Linked DNA regions of Homo sapiens: region 1 is linked to region 2. Evidence: chromatin contacts called from ENCODE Hi-C or POLR2A ChIA-PET data. All regions are on one chromosome and are shown on one strand. The core of a region is the stretch at or near the end of the contact, and the rest is flanking DNA. Distances in the headings are between cores, read along the strand shown. Region 1 has its middle 7.8 kb from the start of TILAM. Region 2 holds the start of TMEM92-AS1 (TMEM92 antisense RNA 1).

Region 1 (5,364 bases), core at 1,221-3,720, 65 kb after region 2:
AGGCGGAAGGGACTTGCCTTGTCTCAGATGAGACTTTGGACTTGGACTTTTGGGTTAATGCTGAAATGAGTTAAGACTTTGGGGGACTGTTGGAAAGGCATGATTGTGTTTTGAAATGTGAGGACATGATATTTGGGAGGGGGCGGGGGCAGAATGATATGGTTTGGCTGTATCCCCACCCAAATCTCATCTTGAAGTGTAGTTCTCATAATCCCCACGTGTTGTGGGAGGGACCCAGTAGGAAGTAACTGAATCATGGGGGCAGGTTTTTCCCCATGCTATTCTCATGATAGTGAACATATCTCATGAGATCTGGTGGTTTTATAAAGGTAAAGTTCCCCTGCATATGCTGACTTGCCTGCTGCCATGTAAGACGTGCCTTGCACCTCCTTCACCTTCCTCTGTGACTGTGAGGCCTCCCCAGCCATGTGAAACTGTGAGTCCATTAAAACTCTTCTTCTTTATAAATTACCCAGTCTTGCATATGTCTTTATTAACAGTGAGAAAATGGACTAATACATTAGGTCATGAGGGTGGAGCTCTCATTAATGGGATTAGTGCCTTATGAAAGAGACCCCAGATAGCTCTCAAGCTCTCTTTCTGCTATGTGAAGATGCAACAAGAAGTTAGCCATCTGCAACCTGGAAAAAGGCCTTCACCAGAACCTGACTGTGCTGGCGCCATGACCTCCAGAACAATGAGAAGTAAATGTCTATTATTTATAAGCCCACCCAGTCTGTGGTACTTTGTTGCAGCAGTTCAAACTAAGACAGCAACAAATATAATTTAAAAAAATATTTCAGGCAAAAGCCCTCAATGGATTCTAAGATTAATGGGTGCAGGCTGGGTGTGGTGGCTCATGCCTGTAATCCCAGCACTTTAGGAGGCCAAGGTGGGCAGATCACTTGAAGTCAGGAGTTTGAGACCAGCCTGGCCAACATGGTGAAACCTCATCTCTACTAAAAATACAAAAATTAGCTGGGCGTGGTGGCATGTGCCTGTAATCTCAGCTACTTTACTTGGGAGGCTGAGGCAGGAGAACCGCTTGGACCCCGGAGGTGGAGATTGTAGTGAGCCAAGATCATGCCACTGCACTTCAGCCTGGGCAACAGAGTGAGACTCTGTCTTAAAAAAAAAATTAAATTAAACTAATGGGTACAGATTGGATAAGGAATGGGACTTGATATAGTTTGAGATCCTCCCCACAGAAAACAATGGGAAAAGAGTAACTTTACAGTGGATAGACCTTGTAGATGCCACCTTAATCAAGCAATCGAAGTTAACATCATCAGTAATGGGGCAAATTGAAATCATGCACCACCCGATAAGATGCAGTGAGAAGAACATGGCATCACTTCTGTGATATTCCTACCTCAAGTTCATAACTTGAATCTAATCATTAGGAAACATCAGACAAACCCAAACCAAGAGACACTCTACAAAATCATGACCTGTGATCCTCAAAATTTACAAGGTCATGAACAGCAAGGAAAGACTGAAGATAAATGCACTGTATGATACTGGATTGGGTCTTTTTGTGACAAAGGATATTTGGGACAAATGGCACAACATAAATAAATTGTAGTAAAGTGTTTATATTTTTATGGTTGCATTGTGGTTGTTTAGGTGAACATTATTGTAGGATTTACACATAAGAATATTCATGGGTGATGGAATATCGTGTCGGCAATTTACCATCAAATGCTTCAGGAAACAAAACTGCTTCGCACTATTCTTGGAACCTTTCTATAAACTTGAAATTATTTCCAAATAAAAAGAAAAAAATGGTAACAAAAAGCTTATAAAAATTATGTGTATGGGAAAAGTACGTGTGTGTATATATGCTAGCAGCCAAGGGGGAATGTTTTGGACATTGAGTGTTTCTACCTGCCTTAGCATTTGTTTCTCCTTCTTCCAGAAACAGCATCCAGATTTTATTTTGGGGAACTGCCCTTCCCCCACTCTTGGTCAATGCCTTGCTGGTGTAGGCACATGCCCAAGTCAACCAGCATATTTCATCCGCCAGCCATGGTCACTGGTTTAGAGACGGGCACATGACTTAAGTCCATCCAATACGGGCAAATCTTGAGATTTTTTTTTTTTTTTTTTTTGACAGACTCTCTGTCACCCAGGCTGGAATGCAGTGGTGCAGTCTCGGCTCACTGCAACATCCATGTCCTGGGTTCAAGCAATTCTCCTGCCTTAGCCTCCCGAGTAGCTGGGATTACAGGCACCTGCCACCACCCCCGGCTAATTTTTATATATTTAGTAGAGACAGGGTTTCGCCATGTTGGCCAGGCTGATTTCGAACTCCTGACGTAAGGTGATCTGCCCACCTTAGCCTCCCAAAGTGCTGGGATTACAGGCATGAGCCACCGTGCCTGGCAAATCTTGGGATTTTTTTTTTTCCCTCTTGAAACTATTGTGAAAGAGTTTCTGTTTTTCTCCTGGGGTTGCTTAGCTTTTAGAAAATAAGCCTGAGGCAGCTGGGTGAGACCACCGCACAGAGCCAAGCTGTCCAAGAAGAAAAGCTATTTCAGAGAAAAGCAAAAGAAGAGGTAGAGAAACTGAGTCTTCTTGATCTTATTTTAGCCGATAGATCCAATTGTACCTACCTTTTTGGTTAAATAAGCCAAATAGCTTTAATTTTCTGTTTAAGCCACTTTGAATTAGGCTGTTGGCACTTGCAACTGAAAAAATCATGACTAATATTAGGAAATTCCTAATTCAGCTGGGCTGGAGTTGAGAGTGGGAAAGGGGTGGGGAGAGCTGTGGCTGGCAGTCAGACTTGGCAGGGCCTCTGGGCATCAGGATCCAGTGGGCGTTCTGCGGGCCTGAGAAGCACTTGAAGGTGCTTTTGAAGAAGTGGCAAGAGCGGGTGGCAGGGAGACAGTGACCAAGCAGAAGTCTTTGAGTGACTTTGGACAAAGCTTGGGCCCAGGCTTATTCCCAATCGGCGCCACCTAACAGTTTGCTACCCAGCCCGGAGCCCAGTGGCCACACCCTTGGCACATCCCTGACCAGAGACACCTGCAGGCTTGGCCCTGGTCTTCCCTTCCAACCCTGTGGTTACTAGGCCCTGCATTTCTTCACCCTGCCTTGGTTGACAAAATACCCTGTCTCCAGATTATGCAATCAAGCACTGGGACAACCCTATGGGGGAGGTGAGGCTGGGATTATTCCCATTTCACAAGAGTAAAAATTAAGGCTCAGAGACGTAAAGCAACCTGTCCAAAGTCACACAGCTATGTGGCGGGCAGAACCAGGACCAGGAGATAGGGCTTTTCTCTCCAAGTCCACAGCTCTTTCCAGAACTCTCTTGAGTTTTAGAATTTCTGAGCTAGAGCTAGGAGATGGCACAGCTTCTCTGGTATGGGGGATGTGGTGGAAGACAGAATCCACCCCTTGGGTTTTGAAACCTCCCTCGAGTGAGCGGGGAGGGGTGGAGCCAGACTTTCAGAGGCTCATGAGGCCCTCAGGAGAGGGAAGTGGGCTGAAAAGGAAAGTAAACTAACAACTTTACTTGAGGAATGATAATTGATCTAATACATGCTACATGCTTACTTCCACCAGGCACTGTTCTACCTACTTTAGGTTCTCACAATCTTATGAACAAGATCTATGATCCCCATTTTAGAGATGAGGAAACTCAGGCACGGAAAAGGGAAGTAACTTGTCCACAGTCACACCGCTGGGAGAAGGAGCGGCTGGGATTTGAACTGGAAGTCTGAGCCCGCAGGCCAAGCTCTCATAGCGCGACTGCACTGCTCCTTCTGTGCGCCAGGCACTGTGCTAGGAGCCAGGATGAACCTGACAGTTGTACCCCAGTCCTCCCAGAGAGGATCCTCAGGAGGGTGGGATGGGAGTGGGCAGCCAGGCAGAGCGGGGCGCTGGGAGAGACCCTGCAGCAGAGCGGGACGGCCAGGGACCCAAGGGAGTTTTTGAAGAGAAGTGTAGCCAGAAACGCCTAGGGGAGAGCGGGGGGTGGGATGGTAGGTGGAGAGGGGCCTGTTCCAAGCAGAGCAGGGCAGGGTCTGCGCTGGGCAGGATGCCCGGGGCCTCGGGGCTCAGGAGGGGAGCGCTGGGGGACGGAGGTGGCTGGAAGGCCGGAAGGCAGTGAGAGCACGTTAGCTAGTCCTGAGCGGCAGGGCCTGGGGGTGACTGGGGAGCTCGGGTCCTCCCCAGTGGGAGGGGACCACGGCGCAGGAGGCAGAGCGGGGAGGAAGGATGAGGCACCTGGTGGCAAGACCACTCTGGCTGCTGCCTTTCGGAGAAAGACTTGGGCCCTAGGAGGGAGGGGCAGGGAGAGGAGCTGGGAGGCTGTGGCAGGAGTTTGCAGAGACTGCAAGGCAGGAGGAAGGAGACGGCGCTCGGGGAGAATCCACAGGTGGAGAGATATTAAGGGAGAACCCCATTTGATGGCCATTTTGCAGCGGAGAGTTAAAAGCCCACACTTAGCTGCCAGACCTCAGTTTGAAGCAGAAGTCGCCATTCATTTGCAATGCGACCAAGGGCAAGTGACTTAACCTCTCTGAACCTCGGTTTCCTCATCTGTAAAGCAGAGCTAATGACCCATGTATCTCATTGTGAAGACCGTTGTAAAGATTGAGACAATGTAAGCAGGCGTCTGGACCTGAGTCCTAAGTAAACCCGAGCATTCTGGACACTGTCCTTTAGGTCTTTTTGCAGACATCCAAGTCTGGGGGAAAGAGTCTTTGGGGCAAGGAGCATAAAAAGTTTCTGGGTCCTCTCCTAGCCTCTCCCCTCCAAGCTGGGTGGCTTTGGGGAGAAGCTCTCTGAGCTTCTGGGTTCTCGTCTATAAAATGGGGATACTAGCATTTTCCTCACTGGACTTTGAGCAGAACAGCTGGGACAGAGCTGTTGGACATGGAGCAGAGCATTGCTTTTGTTTGAGCAAGAGCTAGTGACCCACCAGAAGGCTGTGACAAGGGTCAGCTCAGCTAACACAGCAGGGCTGCGCTGGACAAGCAGGGCTCACAGGATCCTAGGGGCCTCCCTGGATTCCCTATGGGATTTCTTTATCTGCCATGGAATGCAGCCTCGGCAGCAACGGGAGTGTTCTCACACTCAACATCAGCAGCCCTTACTGGGCATTGAGCTCATACATCAACCACCCACTTTAAACAAGTTTTAAAACAACAGTGTATTTCTAAAATCATTTTTGAAATGCAACTGTGTAAAAGTAACATGAAGGATAATTGTTACATATCAGGGAGGGTGATGATACCTTCTGAAAATTTCCGCCAGTACGTCTGCGCCCTGTGTGACAGTAGGAGCCATAAGGAGTTTTCATATCCTGTCAGTTTCTTTTCTTATTCCTTATTCGTACCAAATTAGAAAAAT
Region 2 (5,275 bases), core at 924-3,423:
ATAGGAGGAGAATGTCAGCTGTAGGAGCCAAGGGGACTGGCAAGGAGCTGTGCAACCACGCAGGAAAAGCATCTGGATCCTCCCTTGAGCTACCCAACTTTATATTAAAGGTAAGGGTGACCTCGGAAGGCTGGGAGTTTTGGGGATTCACAGGTGGCCAACACTGGAGTGGGTCTCTGATCTCTTTTTAGCCTCGGTTAGGAGGATATTTGTTGGCTCAGTTTAATCTGAATCCTGCATGAGAGTTTTGCAAAGAGATGAAGACCTCCTTTGATCCTGTCTTCCTTGTGTGAGAGCTCAGCCACAAATAGAGTGTAGGGTCCTTTCAGTTTTCACCTCTAACAACTCTGACTTTGTTCTCTCCATTCTCAGCTTCCTGCGCCAATCCCCCAGGTCCCAGATCTCCAGTTATATTTCAGGGGTCTTCTATTTTTATCCTTTCCCCTTTGTTTTGTGGATAAGAGGAGGTTTAGGTGCATTTCCCTCCAACTGAGGACTTTGGAAATCTTGGCAGGCTTTGGAAATGTCACATGGCGTGGCAGGAGGAGCGGCTGTGCAAAAACAAATGAGTGTTCCCATCAAGATGTTTGCAATTTAATTCTAGCCTAGCTACTCACTGACCTCAGCCTTAGGGATGTCATGGACTTTCTCAGGATCCATTTCTTCATCTGTAAAATGAGGGAGTTGGTCTATAGGCTACTTTAGGCTCTTTGGATTGCAAGTGATGATAAACCAACTCAAACTAGCTTGAGCAAAATAAGAGATGTCACTGGGTGCTGTGGCTCACACCTGTAATCCCAGCACTTTGGGAAGGTGAGGAAGGAGGATTGCTTGAGCCCAGGAGTTCTAGGCCAGTCAGCAACGTAGTGAGACCTCATCTCTACAAAAAATTTTAAAAATTAGCCAGGCTTGATGGCATGTGTCTGTCATCCCAGCTACTGGGGAGGCTGAGGCTGAGGCAGGAGGTTCACTTGAGCCTGGGAGGTCGAGGCTGCAGTGAGCTGTGTTCACACCACTGCACTCCAGCCTGGGTGACAGAGAAAGACCTTGTCTGAAACAATGAAAACTAAGACAAAACAAAACAAAACAACACCCCCCAGCCCAAATGAGAGATGTGTTAGCTTTTTGGTTGCCAAGGAAGGGAGGAGTAGCTAGGCCATAGTAAGGCAGCTGGATTTCAGAAACAAACAGAAACAGGCATCGCAAGGTTAACAGGACTTTCTCTCTGTCTCCTGTCTTTACTTTCCTTTGAATGTTGGCTTCATTCCTTCTCACTCAACCAGGTTTTTTCACATAAGGGGCTAACATGGCCACCAGTGGCCCCATCTCCATCTCACACTTTTACTACCTGAGCAATCTAGGATCGGACAGATTCCCTGAGCTCCAAATAGAAAATTCTCAGGGAAGGGCTCTGATTGGCCCAGATTGGATCAGTGCCCACCCCTGAACCAGTCAACCGTAGCCAGAGAAGTAGGATCAAATGGCTGCCCCCAGTTCCACAGTCATTATGTGAATGAGGGTGGGGGTGGGGGCAGATGGAGACAATTCCAAGAGAAGCCAGATGGCTGGGCATGTGGCAAAAATGTGTGCAGTATAACCTGTTCTGAATCTAATTGTTGATGAAAGTTCTGCTATTGCTGTGTCAAAACACAAAATTGTCTTCTTGAGCCTCCAAAGTGATCGCAGCTCACTGCAGTCTCGACCTCCCAGGCTCAAGTGATCCTTCTGCCTCAGCCTCCCAAGTAGCTGGGGCTACAGGTGTGTGCCACCATGCCTAGCTAATTTTTCTATTTTTAGTACAGATGGGGTTTCACCATGTTGGCCAGGCCGGTCTCAAAATCCTGGCCTTAGGTAATCTGCCTGCCTCAACCTCCCAAAGCGCTGGGATTACAGGCATGAGCCACTGCACCCAGCCCATAAACAGTGCTTTTTATTGGGTACTAGAAGCATATGAATAGCAGAGCATAAACCTAAATTTGATCTAATGACCTTTGACAGTGTTAAAAGCTCTGGAACCTGGAGACAGGAAACCAGTTTTTCATACTTTTTATTTTGAAATTATTATAGATTCACAGGAAGTTGCAAAGATAGTACAAAGTGGTCCCAATTTTCTTTGCCAAATTTCTCTCAATTTTTTTTTCCAGACAGGTCCTTGCTCTGTTGCCCAGGCTGCTGTGCAGTGGCATGACCATAGTTCACTGCAACCTCAAACTCCTGAGCTTCAGCGATCCTCCCACCTCAGCCTCCCAAGTAGTCCCATAGTCCCAGCCCCTGAGCTGGGACTACAGGTATGTGCCACCATGCCTGGCTAATTTTTTATAGAGACGGGGTTTCACTATATTGCGCAGACTTGTCTTGAACTCCTGGGCTCAAGCAACCCTCCTGCTTCAGCCTCCGAAAGCACTGGGATTACAGGCAGGAGGCACCTGACCTCCAAGGGTTACAGGGTTACATCTCTTTTTTTTTTTTTTTTTTTTGAGATGGAGTTTCATTCTTGTCCCCGAGGCTAGAATGCAGTGGTGTGATCTCAGCTCACTGCAAACTCCGCCTCCTGGGTTTCAGCAATTCTCTTGCTTCACCCTCTGGAGTAGCTGGCACAGGTGCGTGCCACCACTCCTGGCTAATTTTTGTATGTTTAGTAGAGACGGGGTCTCACTATGTTGGCCAGGCTGGTCTCAAACTCCTGACCTCAGGTGATCTGCCCACCTCAGCCTCCGAAAGTGCTGGGATTACAGGGGTAAGCCACCGTGCCAGGCCCTCCAAGGGTTACATCTTATGTAAAGTATCAAAGCCAGGAAACTGACGTGGGTATAATGTGTGTGCCTAATTCTGTGTTGTTTTATCACATGCAAATTTGTGTAACTACTACCTCTTCAAGTAAAATGCAGAACTGCTCCCCCACCAAACAGATCTCTCTGGTGAGACCTCTGTGTAGCCATACCCACTCTCTCCCCATCAACAACTAATGTGTCTCCATCGCTATCATTTTGAGGAGGCTGAGTTTTAAATCAACTTCCGACCCTCTCAGCAGTGTGACCTTGGATAAGTCATTTGTCCTTTTCTGGATGTTGATCTTCTCAGCTAAAGTAAGACAAGGTTGGCTCACATCAACATTCCTCTTGAATTTCCACAGGCTGATATGATCTGAAAATGCTACGGAGATTATGAGAAAGAAAATGGGGTTTTATGGTGAAATAAACTAGGGAAATGATGCTTTCCATAAATACATAATGCTTCTTTACCGTGAATTCTCAGCCCTTTAATACACTAAGGTGAACTGTGAATCTTCTAGTGTGGGAGGTATACGCAGCATTTTCCAAATTTATCTGAACACAGAATGCTCCCCCCACCCTTAAAAAAATCCTCTAGAAAAAAAATCACTTGGAACTAGTTTTTCAGGGAATATGCTTAGAGATATGCTTTTTCAGGTGACCTCTGAGGTCCTCCTGCCTCAGGGATCCCACCCAGATTAAATGCCTAGAAATATATCCTCCCTCGTGGGTTAAATTATGTATCTTCAGCCAAAACCTACGAGTGTGACCTTATTTGAAATAAGGGTCTTTTCAAGTGTAATTAAGATAAGGATCTTGAGATGAGATCATTCTAGTTTAGGGTGAAGTCCAAATCCAACGAAGAGTGTTCTTATCAGAGACAGAAAAGGGGGACACGCATAGACACAGAAGAAAATGATAGGCTAGGCATGATGGCTTGCACCTGTAATCCCAGTGCTTCGGGAGGCTGAGGCAGGAGGATTGCTCAAGCCCAGGAGTTCCAGGCTGCAGTGAGCTATAATCACCCCACTGTACTCCAGCCTGGGTGACAGAGCGAGACCCTGTCTCTGAAAAAAGAAAGAAGGAAGGAAGGAAAGAAAAAGAAACAAAGAGAAAGAAAGACAAAGAAAGAAAAAAAGAAAGAAAGGAAGAAAAAAGAAAAGAGAGAGAGAAAGGGAGAGAGGAAGAAAGGGAAGGGAGGGAGGGGAAGGAAGGAAGGAAGTAAGGAATGAAGGAAGGAAGGGAGGGAGGGAGGGAATGCTCTGTGCTGTAGAGGCAGAGTCTGGAGGGCAGCCATAAGCTAAGGGCCACAGCCGCCAGAAGATAGGCAAGGGCAACCTTAGCCATGCTTGGATTTCAGACTTCTGGCCTCCAGAACTGAGAGATAATAAATTTCTGCTCTTTTAAGCCACCCACTCTGTGGTTCTTTGCTACAGCAGCCTGAGGAAACACATAACCCTCTTTTCAGACTCTTGGGGTATTTCATTTTTATTTATTTTTTGTAGAGATGGGGTTTCACTTTGTTGCCCAGGCTAGTCTCGAACTTCTGGGCTCAAGCTACCCTCCCGCCTAGACCTCCCAAAGTGCTGGGATTACAGGCCTGAGCCACCGTGCCCCGACAAGGGGTTTTTATTTTTTAAAAGAGCAGTGGCTGTTCACAAGTGCAGTCATGGTGTACTGCAACCTTGAACTCCTGGGCTCACTTGATCCTCCCGCTTCATCCTGCGGAGCAGCTGGGACTACAGGTACATGCCACCGAACCCTGCAGAATCTTAGGGGGTTTTGAAGGAAGGAAGGGTCTCGTTTAAGTTTCTCCAGCCCCCAAGCTCCTTCCCTCCTCAGGCCTTTGCATATGCTGACCCCTCTGGGAACCTGAATGGTGAAAATACAGCAGCCCTGTGAAGACTGGGAGGAGGGCATTGGGAGGGAGGGAAGTTCCAAGCAGAAAAGCCACCAAAGGCCCTGGGCCAGGCCAAGATTTGGGATAGTCAAGTCCCAGAGAGAAGGCAACTGTGGCTGCCACGCAGTGAGAAGGGAGGAGAAGTAGGAGAAGACGCTTGAGGGCAAGGGAGGGGCCACACACTGCCTAAGTCCTGCCAGCTACGGTCAGGGGTTTGAAGTTTATTCCAATGGGCAACTTTAAAAAAAATTTTTTTTTGAATAGGGTCTCGCTCTGTCACCCAGGCTGGAGTACAGTGGTGCGATCACAGCTCACTGCAGCTTCAACCTCTTGATCTCTTAAGCAATCGTCCCACCTCAGTCTCCCCCTGCCCCACCTCCGCACTACCCCGCCCTGCCATCGGATAGCTGGGACCACAGACTCACACCACCATGAGTGAAGCCAAAAAATACAAACATACTTTTTGTATTTTTTTGTAGAGACAGAGGTCTCTCTATGTTGCCCAGGCTGGTCTCGAACTCCTGGGCTCAATCGATCTTCCCTCCCACCTTGGCCTCCCAAAGTGCTGGTATTACAGGAGTGAGACATGGCGCCCAGCCCATTG

Evidence for each region. Hi-C counts contacts between places; a loop is a spot of excess contacts on that map. ChIA-PET counts read pairs that join two places held with the same protein, here RNA polymerase II (POLR2A). Pooled maps may share reads with other maps.
Region 1: a pooled map shows a loop between it and region 2 (5-fold over the local background). The contact joins the enhancer-like site here to the promoter of TMEM92-AS1 in region 2. A Hi-C loop is called at or near these places in 10 of 168 maps with a recorded cell type or tissue (B cell, GM11168, GM13977 and 7 more) and 8 of 50 pooled maps. POLR2A ChIA-PET finds 5 or more read pairs at or near these places in 16 of 52 experiments (AG04449, AG04450, BJ and 11 more).

Annotation. Positions count from the first base shown.
Region 1 is chr17:50,219,782-50,225,145 of GRCh38, reverse strand. No RefSeq gene overlaps it. Among named protein-coding and RNA genes, the nearest start is that of TILAM, 7.8 kb to the right of the region's middle. Within about 2 kb of position 2,470, at least 17 of the 41 ENCODE cell types and tissues checked have a DNase peak (open chromatin) inside an H3K27ac peak, as active enhancers do; they include ascending aorta and gastrocnemius medialis, where a contact is called at or near this core.
Region 2 is chr17:50,284,753-50,290,027 of GRCh38, reverse strand. TMEM92-AS1 (TMEM92 antisense RNA 1) reads left to right here and starts at 2,173. Exons shown (of 4, transcript NR_125805.1): 1 at 2,173-2,288.